Linked DNA regions of Homo sapiens: region 2 is linked to region 1. The links are chromatin contacts, found by Hi-C or POLR2A ChIA-PET in ENCODE. All regions are on one chromosome and are shown on one strand. The core of a region is the stretch at or near the end of the contact, and the rest is flanking DNA. Distances in the headings are between cores, read along the strand shown.

Region 1 (4,553 bases), core at 735-3,234:
GACACGAATCAGATCAGGGGGTCAGGATTGAACTGGGAACCCGGTAGGGAGTTTTGTGTGTGTGTGTGTGTGTGTGTGTGTGTGTGTGTTGTGTGTGTGTGTGTGTGTGTGTGTGTTTAGCAGAAGAATGCATCCTAATGTGGGGCAGAGTTCCTTGTTGGGAAGGAATGCAGAGGTGGTGGAAACCCAGAATTGGCAGTCCTTCCTCCCTCTCCCTTCTCGGGAAATGAAATAACCCGGACATGTGGGGGCCTCTCCTAGGAGCCATGAAGCAATGTGCAATGTTTTGCCCAGAGGAAGAAGAAGGAAATGATGGAATTCAGACATCTGTCCTGCTCACCACCCCATGAAGTTCCATAGGGAGAGTGGCCATATAGTTAATCAACCAAACTGGGACATTCCTAACAGTGAAAGGGACAATATTTGTAAACTGGGACTGACCCTGCAGAGAACAACCACCCGTAAGTGGCACACCCACCTTCTGGCCAGAACTGAGTGATCTGTGATTATTGAATGCAACAAACACCCAACAATGGCCAGAGATTCCCTGAGAATGGGACCGAGGCAGCAGCCTGGACATGGGGGAGACAGGGCAAGGCTGGCAGAGAGACGCTTGTGGCTGGCGGTAAGCTCTCCCCGTCACCCAGCTTTGCAATGGCTGCTTCTAGCGTCTCCTCCTGCATCTCAGCAGAGATATTCCTGGATCACAGCCAGGAGACCTAGGCTCTTGTTGCTGCCTGGCCACATCCCTAAATGAGTCTCTTCCCCTCTCCCTGCCTCAGTTTTCCTCTCTGTTAAGTGGGATCTGTTATCCCTGCAGCACCCCATCTGTTTTCCTGTTAAATGCAAGACATTATTCTAAAGCAAAAAGGAACTGCTTCAGAGCGGCTGCTTGCGGTTCTCAACACCAGGAGACTTGGAACGCGGCAGGGAGGCTGGAGGGGCACCTGAGGACAGGGGCTGAGAGGGGAGGCAGAGGATGCCAGAGGGGACCGAGCCCATTGCCCAGCACAGGGAAGACCCAATGACTGGAGAATGGAAAATCCACTTCCCACCCTGAGCTTGGGCCCCCAGAGAGGAGGGGTCTGGCTTGCCCAGCTCTCCCTCAGTGCCCAGCCTGGGTCTGACTCAGCACAGCTGCTCCAAGGGAAACAGAGGCTTGGTGCTGCAAACATGGCCCGAGATAGATGCGGGCTTCCAACTCAACTCTGCACCCGTCCCTGTGTGACGCCCCAGCAGGGCGCTTGACTTCTTTGAGCCTCAGCTCAGTTTTCTTGCTGTGAAATTAGACAAGCGCATATTGCTCCAAATAAGATCAAGGCAGTGTTCAGTGCCAGCCCTGCACAAACAGCAGCCCGGCTATCACCATGAATGGTGTTTGTTGACTGAATATATGAGGGCTTTGGATAACATTGACAGGACAGGAGAAGGGAGAAGGCCTCTCAGCCACCACCGCCAAGCCCGGGACTCTCCCAGACCCCTCCATGCTCCCGGGCTCCTGCACACCCCACCCACACCCGGCTCATACCGCCCAGGGTGGCAAAGAAGCCCTCCAAATTGCATCCTGTGGGCCCGAAGACGAAGTATCCATGCAGAGAGGTGTAGAGGGTGCTGGTGAAGCCACCTAGGACCATGAAGAGGTCAGCCACGGCTAGGTTGAGCAGGATGTAGTTGAGAGGCGTGCGCAGCTTCTTGTGCTGGACGGTGACGTAGAGCGTGAGGAAGTTGATGGGGAAGCCCAGCACGATCAGCAGAAACATGTAGGCGGCCAGCATGGAGAACTGCCATGGCTCAGCCAGGTAGTACTGTGGGTACTCGAAGGGGCTGCGTACCACACCCGTCGCATTGGAGAAGGGCACGTAGAAGTTAGGGCCTTCTGTGCCATTCATGGCTGTGGCCCTTGTGGCTGACCCGTGGCTGCTCCCACCCAAGAATGCTGCGAAGGCCTGAGCTCAGCCACTCAGGGCTCCAGCTGGATGACTCTGGGTTCTGACCCCCCCAGACCCTTATAAAGTGACCTCCCCCTCCTAAGCTCCTGGCTGAATCAGCATCTGGGAGATTGGGGGTGTTCATAATCATATTAATCCCCGCTGCAGAAACTGAGGGCCTAATTGGCTTCTAAGAGGGGCCAAGGTGACACTAGGAGGAAGCCTGAGGTCAGGGAGGAGAGGTACTCAGGATCCAGGAAAAGGGAGGAGAAGGTCCCCTAACTTCTGCATGACTTGTCTGTCCCAAGGTCCCAGCTCAGTCTGGTGGCCTGGGTTTGAAATAGGGACCATGGGCCTCTGTGCTATGTCCTCTGGACAGCTAGAGACTTTCTGGTTTATTCTCCCAGTCTCTCATCTCGTCACACAGCCCCTTACCTGTTCGTTCCCCCACAAGTTACCTCTGGAGTCATCCAGTCCCCACACTCCTCTGACAGGAGGAGCTCCATGAGGGCAGGGGCTGCAACCTGCAGCTTCCGTTTCTGGTGCCAGACACATAGCCTAGGGCCCAGGAGCCCAATCCTTGTTGCATGGAATTGGAATTCACTCTCTTGTTCGTTCATTAAACATTTATTTGCAGGCCCCTGGGAATACAAAGATGGAAAGAAACAGCCCTGCCCAGAGGAGCTCAGGGGCTGAGGAGGACTCAAATGTGGGAAGAAGCAGATTCCGTCCAGGGTGGCTGTGAGGTTGTGGAGACAGGGCCTGACTGCCTGGGGGTTGCAGTCTGGGAGGCCATGTTTGGGCCTTTGAGAGAAGGAGCAGTTTGCCAGGTGGCTAGGTGGGGAAGATCTGGGCTGGGGGCAGTTGTAATGGGTCTTGAACGCTAGGCCGGGGAACCTGGCTTTATCCAGAGGAAAGTGAGCAGTGGCTTGGGCAGATCACTGGTGTAGAAAGGTGACTCAAATGCCCCCAAAGATGGAGTGGAGGGAGGGAGGATGGAGGGGGCTACCAGAGCAGGGGAGGGGCAGAACCCTTCAGGGGACTCCAGTCTGAAGGGGAGGCTGGCCCTGGAGGCAGCAGACAGGGCACTGTTGGGGGAGGCCTAATCAGCCACGAGGGCCTCAAATGCCATGTACCAGGTGGCCCCACGAGGGCCGATTCCAGAATAGCAGGATGTACCGTGAGAAAGAAAGTAGTCAGAGCCTTGGGGGCAGATGACTGGGGGAAAATGGAGGCCAACACTGGCAGGTCCCCCTCTCCCCGTCGTCCAAGCAACATGATGACACCTCCCAGGAATGAAGTGGGGTGTCTGGGGCGGCCTGTGCAAGTGCTGAGAGTGCCCGACGTGCGGCCGCTCAGTGACCACTGTCCAGCCAACATGTGTATTGAGCACCTACTGTGGCCCAGACAAGGTGCTTGGTCCTTGGGGACACACAGGGTACACGAAAGAGCAAGCTCCTGCTCACAAGAAGCCAGTGTTTTTGTGGGGTGAGGGGGCACAGGGACCACAAACAAATAGAAGAGCGAATAACAGTAGGGACAGTTCAGTCGCAGCCACTCCCAACACAGGAGGCTTCTCTGAGAAGCTGGAGCTTGAGCTGAGAACGGAACAACAGGAGGAAGCTTCAGGGGAAGGACATCCAGGCGGAAGGACCCCTGAGAGTGCAAAGCCCTGATGCCTGGGAAATATCCCTTAATCTCTCTCTCACTGTCTCTCTTCCCACCCAGGATTCCCAGATCTGTCTGCTCAGAAGAGTGCCCCCTTCCCTGCAGCCCACCTGGGCTCCAGCCCCCTACCTGGCCTGGGTGGTGTTGGGTCTAACAGCGTTTGGCACACGTGGCAGGGCTAAGGCAGGGCGGGTGGGATGGGGCCTCTCGTAGTTTAAGGCGCTTGGCCTGGTGATTATGCCCAACGCTAATGAGGTTAAGGTGAGGGTTTGATTCTGACGTGGACCCTCATGGCCAGAAGGAGGGTGTCCTGGATGCCTTGGGTCAAGACTGACCCACAACTGGCCCCTCCCTGGCCGGGCTGAGCCCCCATCCCACACAGCTTAGCAGTACCTCAGCATCTTGCTTTTTGCATAGTGCTTCTGACAGCATGGAAGCTTTTTATTTGTGTTTTGTGCCCGTCTCCCTGCCTGTAACATGAGTCCACAAGGGTAAGCCTGGGTCTGTCTTGCTCACAACAGGGTTCCCAGAGACCAGCATGGTGCTTGGCCTGTAGTGGAAAGAGGTGGGATGATGTCTGTTTTGTTCACTGATGTGTCTCCAGGGCCTGGCACCTAGAAGGTGCTCCTGAATATTTGTTGAATGAACGAGTGAGTGGGGGAATGGACCTAGATGATCTCAGTACTTCCCCTCTCTGTCTCAGGTTCCTCCTTTGTGAGTTTCACAATTGCAACCTCATGGAGCCCTGGTGATGGGGAACTAACAGCCATCACTGAGGTGACAGTGCTCTTTATTCTGTAAAGCTTGACGAAGAAAAAAAAAGTTTTGAGACAAGGTCTCTGTCGCCCAGGCTGGAGTGCAGTGCCACAATCATAGCTCACTGTAGCCTCTGCCTCCTGGGCTCAAGCGATCCTCTCACCTCAGCCTCCTGAGTAGCTGGGACCACAAGTGCACACC
Region 2 (4,553 bases), core at 662-3,161, 250 kb after region 1:
AGGCTGGAGTGCAGTGGCACGATCTCAGCTCAATGCAACCTCTGCCTCCCAGGTTCAAGCGATTCTCCTGCCTCCGCCTCCCAAGTAGCTGGGATTATAGGCATGTGCCACTACGCCCAGCTAATTTTGTATTTTTAGTAGAGACAGGGTTTCACTATGTTGGTTACGCTGGTCTCGAACTCCTGACCTCAAGTGATCCGCCTGCCTCAGCCTCCCAGCCTCCCAAAGTGCTGGGACTACAGGTGTGAGCCACTGCGCCCGGCCAATTCTCTTTTCATATATATACACACAAACAGTTGATTCCCTTTATTTGCAGTAGTTAGATTTCATAAAGTTGCTTTGAGTACTGAACTGCTGCTCTTAGGGAAATGCAAGGTTATGTTTCTAACAGCATCTGGTGACGACACTTTCATCAACTGATCAATATATGACCTTGTTTTATGTGTGTTTCTGTTTAAAGACATCTAATTTAAACTTACTCTTAATTCATTTACACTAAATTCAAGACCAAGAGCACTATAACTCATGCCTGACTAAAGCTTATCCAATGTATATATCTTCTTTTTAAGACATATCACAGCCTTCTTTAGCTTGGGAATACCAGCCAGCACTTTAGTGCTATGCTTGGGATCATTTTAAACAGTGAAATCACACATGGCACTAAACTGGCTGCAAAAAAGATACTTGTTTATAACGTAAGAGATGAAACAAGAAGGCAGAGCTCTGCCTCGATCAACCTCAGCTGGAAACATCAAGGTACTCAAATTTGTCAGCTCTCTGTATGTGCACCAATGATTGCAAAAGCAAAGTGAGTATGAATTTAGGGGTTACAAATAAATTTTAGTGAGTAGGTGAATTTGGAAATATGGAATCTAAGAATAATGAGGACTGTTTGTGTGTGTTTGTGAGAAAGAACAGTTGAAAACAGAGATTTCATAAATCCTCTTTCTCTTCCAGAATCAAATTTGCCTTCTGGCAGCTCAAGCCTATAATCCTGGCACTCTGGTAGGCCAAGTGGGGAGGATCCCTTGAGCTCAAGGTTGATTTTTCTTTTTTGAGACAGAGTTTCGCTCTTGTTGCCCAGGCTGGAGTGCAATGGCGCGATCTTGGCTCACTGCAACCTCCGCCTCCCACGTTCAAGCGATTCTCCTGCCTCAGCCTCCCAGGTAGCTGGGATTACAGGCATGCACCACCACACCCGACTAATTTTGTATTTTTAGTAGAGACAGGGTTTCACCATGTTGGTCAGGCTGGTCTACAACTCCCGACTGCAAGCGATCCACCTGCCTCAGCCTCCCAAAGTAATGAGATTACAGGTGTGAGCCTCTGCACCTGGCCTGAGCTCAAGAGTCTTGAGACCAGTTTGAGCAACACAGTGAGAACTTCCCCCTCAAAATGTCAAAAGGAAAAGCCTGTGATCCCAGCTGCTGGGGAGGTTGAGGCAGCAGGATCGCTTGAGCCTGGGAGGTCAAGGTTGTAGTGAGCCATGATTGCGCCACTGCACTCCAGCCTGGGCAACACAGCAAGTCCCTGTCTCCAAAAAAAAAAAAAAGTCTTCCAAGCAGAAGGACCCCCAGCTCAGTGCATAAATGAGAATGAGACAACATTACGCAATGGTCAACTAAATGATCTTTCATCAGAAATTTGCAAGACAACAATACTGAAAAAATCTGTGGTTCTCAGTACGGGACAATTCTGACACACCCCTCCCCACCATCCAGAGACTTCTGGCAGTATCTGGAGATACCTTTGGTTGCTCTGATCTGGGGGATGCTATTGTGGAGGATGCTACTGACATCTAGCTGGTAGAGGATGTTGCTAAACGCTCTACAACGCCCAGAATAGCTCCCTATGACAAAAAATTATCCTGGCCAAAACTGTCAACAGTGTCAAGGTTGAGAATTCTGCTCTCACAAATTCCACTGATCAGCGCTGAGAGTGTACCCTTGACAACTGTAAACCAAATCCAAATGTGAGAATGACGAATAGAAAGTAGTTGAAAAGCCAAAATACTAAGACCATTGCTCAATATTAGTCATCTTTCCTCTACCCTTTTGGACTTCTGAACAGAACACCTGGTAGCACTGGGGTGGATAAATGAAACAGGAAGTAATTTGCAAATCTGTGGTTTCAAATGAAAATGTTGCTATCTATATACATATGCAGGCTGTTAATGATTTGAATGAACTGCTAAAATGGTTCTAATTTTGCTTTATAATTTATAGGTCTGAGAAAAATGAGATATCAAATATTATCAAAATTAAGAAACCATAGCAATCTTAATAAAACTTGTTAGAGATGTGAAATCAAATACTATATCAGCAAATTCATACCACTGGCCCAAATGAGGGCTGTATTTGCTAGTGGCTCCACCTTCCCCATTCCTGGTTCCAGGATGCATCCACTGGAGTGGGGACGGTGGTCTGGATCTCAGTTCTAGTTCTGTCCCTCACTGATTAGGTAACCTAGGACAAGTCATAATCTATGTATACTTCTATCTTTACATCTGTTAGACAAATTTTTCTTCCAGCTAACTTTCTATAATTCTAAGGAGGTCATATAAATGACTAAGGCTTTTTTTTTTTTTTTTTGTTAAAAACAGGGTCTCATTTGCTCAGGCTGGTGTCCTGAAATCCTGGCCTGAAGCAATTCTCTGGCCTCAGCCTCCCCCAAAGTGCTAGAATTACAGGCGTGAGCCACCAGGCCTGGCCAGGCTCATACACTTAATCCTGCTCTCTATTCTCACTCTAAGTTATGCTTTCCTTTGAAATATGTTTTATGCTCTCTTTTCCCCTTCAAGGTTCTCCAGAATATTTTATTTTGATTCCCCTCTCATTTAAAACAAAAAGTTTCAATAGGGAAGTATGCATCCTCTAAAAATGACACAAAAATAACTATGTCATATAAATGGCTTCATTCAACCAAGAACATTATTTGATTTTTTTTTTTTTTTTTTTTTTGAGACTGAGTCTTGCTCTGTCACCCAGGCTGGAGTGCAGTGGCACATTCTCGACTCACTGCAACCTCCACATTTTTTTTTTTTATAGTACAGACAGAGTTTCATCATGTTGGCCAGACTGATCTCAAACTCGTGACCTCAAGAGATCCCACTGCCCCGCCTCAGCCTCCCAAAGTGCTGAGATTACAGGCGTGAGCCACCGTGCCCAGCCATTATTTGTTATCTTTATTTCTTTTTGAGATGGAGTCTCACTCTGTTGCCCAGGCCAGAGTACAGTGGCACAATCTTGGCTCACCCCAACCTTCGCCTCCCGGGTTCAAGCGATTCTCCTGCCTCAGCCTCCCAAGTAGCTGAGATTACAGGCGCCCGCCATCACACCCAGCTAATTTTTGTATTTGCAGTAGAGACGGGGTTTCACCATGTTGGCCAGGCTGGTCTCGAACTCCTGACCTCAGGTGGTCCAGCCGTCTTGGCCTCCCAAAGTGCTAGGATTACAGGTGTGAGCCACCATGCCCAGCCTGTTATCTTTATTTCAAAATGATGTGATTCCCTATAATGCAGAAATGAGTCCTTTTTGACTATCATATTATCACAAAAGTTTAAAGAGTATGTACCAGAGGTATAATCAACTTTATAAAGTGATTTCAGCATTATGAATCAAATACAGTCAAAATTCAGGAAGGAAACAATCACAATTTTTTTTTTTTGAGATGGAGTCTCGCTCTGCCGCCAGGCTGGAGTGCAGTGGTGCAATCTCAGCTCACTGCAACCTCCACCTCCCAGGTTCAAGTGATTCTCCTGCCTCAGCCTCCCAAGTAACTGGGACTACAGGTGCGTGCCACCATACTCAGCTAATTTTTGTATTTTTAGTAGAGATAGGGTTTCACCATGTTGGCCAGGATGGTCTCGATCTCTTGACCTCGTGATCCGCCCGCCTCCACCTCCCAAAGTGCTAGGATTACAGGCGTGGGCCACCGTGCCCAGCCAACAATCACGATTTTTAAAAACATGTCAAGGTCATTTAAAATATTTAAGACATGGAGAAACTATTACTTTCTAGAACGAAGCATTTTTATTACACACACATACAAAGACACACACACTTTCAGGAGATAAGGCAAAAAACTAAAATATGAATGTAAGTGACTGGTAATTCCAACACTACAGGGATAAATACTATAAACACAATGAATGCAATTAAACTTCAGATAACCAAACCAAATACGTGTTTCTAGCCTTAGTAAAAGACAAACACAAAAAGATTGAAAACACAAGCAGAAAGAATAAAACTTTTCAATGCTCAAGAAACATCAGAAGTGTTTTAAATTAACTGATCTTAAGCCTGTCCTAGGCCTAGAGAAGTCTGATTAAGCTGGCCTGGTAAAGGGCATAGAAATATTCTTAAATTTTTTATTTTTTTAAATTTTTTCTTTAGGCAGGGTCTTGATCTGTCACCCAGGTGGGAGTGCAGTGGTACAACCATGGCTCATGAAGCCTCGACCTCCCCAGCTCAAGTGATCTTCCCACCTCATTTTTTTATTTTTTGTAGAGATGGGGTCTCCCTATGTTGCCCAGGCTGGTCTCCAACTCCTAG

What was found. A loop is a pair of places that touch in the nucleus more often than their neighbours do. ChIA-PET counts read pairs that join two places held with the same protein, here RNA polymerase II (POLR2A). Pooled maps may share reads with other maps.
Region 2: a loop to region 1 is called in a pooled map, with 2.7 times the contacts of the local background. The contact joins the enhancer-like site here to the promoter of RHO in region 1. A Hi-C loop is called at or near these places in 1 of 50 pooled maps. POLR2A ChIA-PET finds 5 or more read pairs at or near these places in 2 of 52 experiments (GM12878 and activated CD8-positive, alpha-beta memory T cell).

Annotation. Positions count from the first base shown.
Region 1 is chr3:129,526,070-129,530,622 of GRCh38, reverse strand. It overlaps RHO (rhodopsin), which reads right to left and starts at 1,984. Exons shown (of 5, transcript NM_000539.3): 1 at 1,529-1,984. The coding sequence starts at 1,889. RefSeq lists enhancers at 582-1,307, 1,308-2,033 and a silencer at 4,231-4,431.
Region 2 is chr3:129,280,334-129,284,886 of GRCh38, reverse strand. All of the region lies in intron 2 of HMCES (5-hydroxymethylcytosine binding, ES cell specific), which reads right to left. Among named protein-coding and RNA genes, the nearest start is that of HMCES, 3.7 kb to the right of the region's middle. Within about 2 kb of position 1,911, at least 4 of the 41 ENCODE cell types and tissues checked have a DNase peak (open chromatin) inside an H3K27ac peak, as active enhancers do.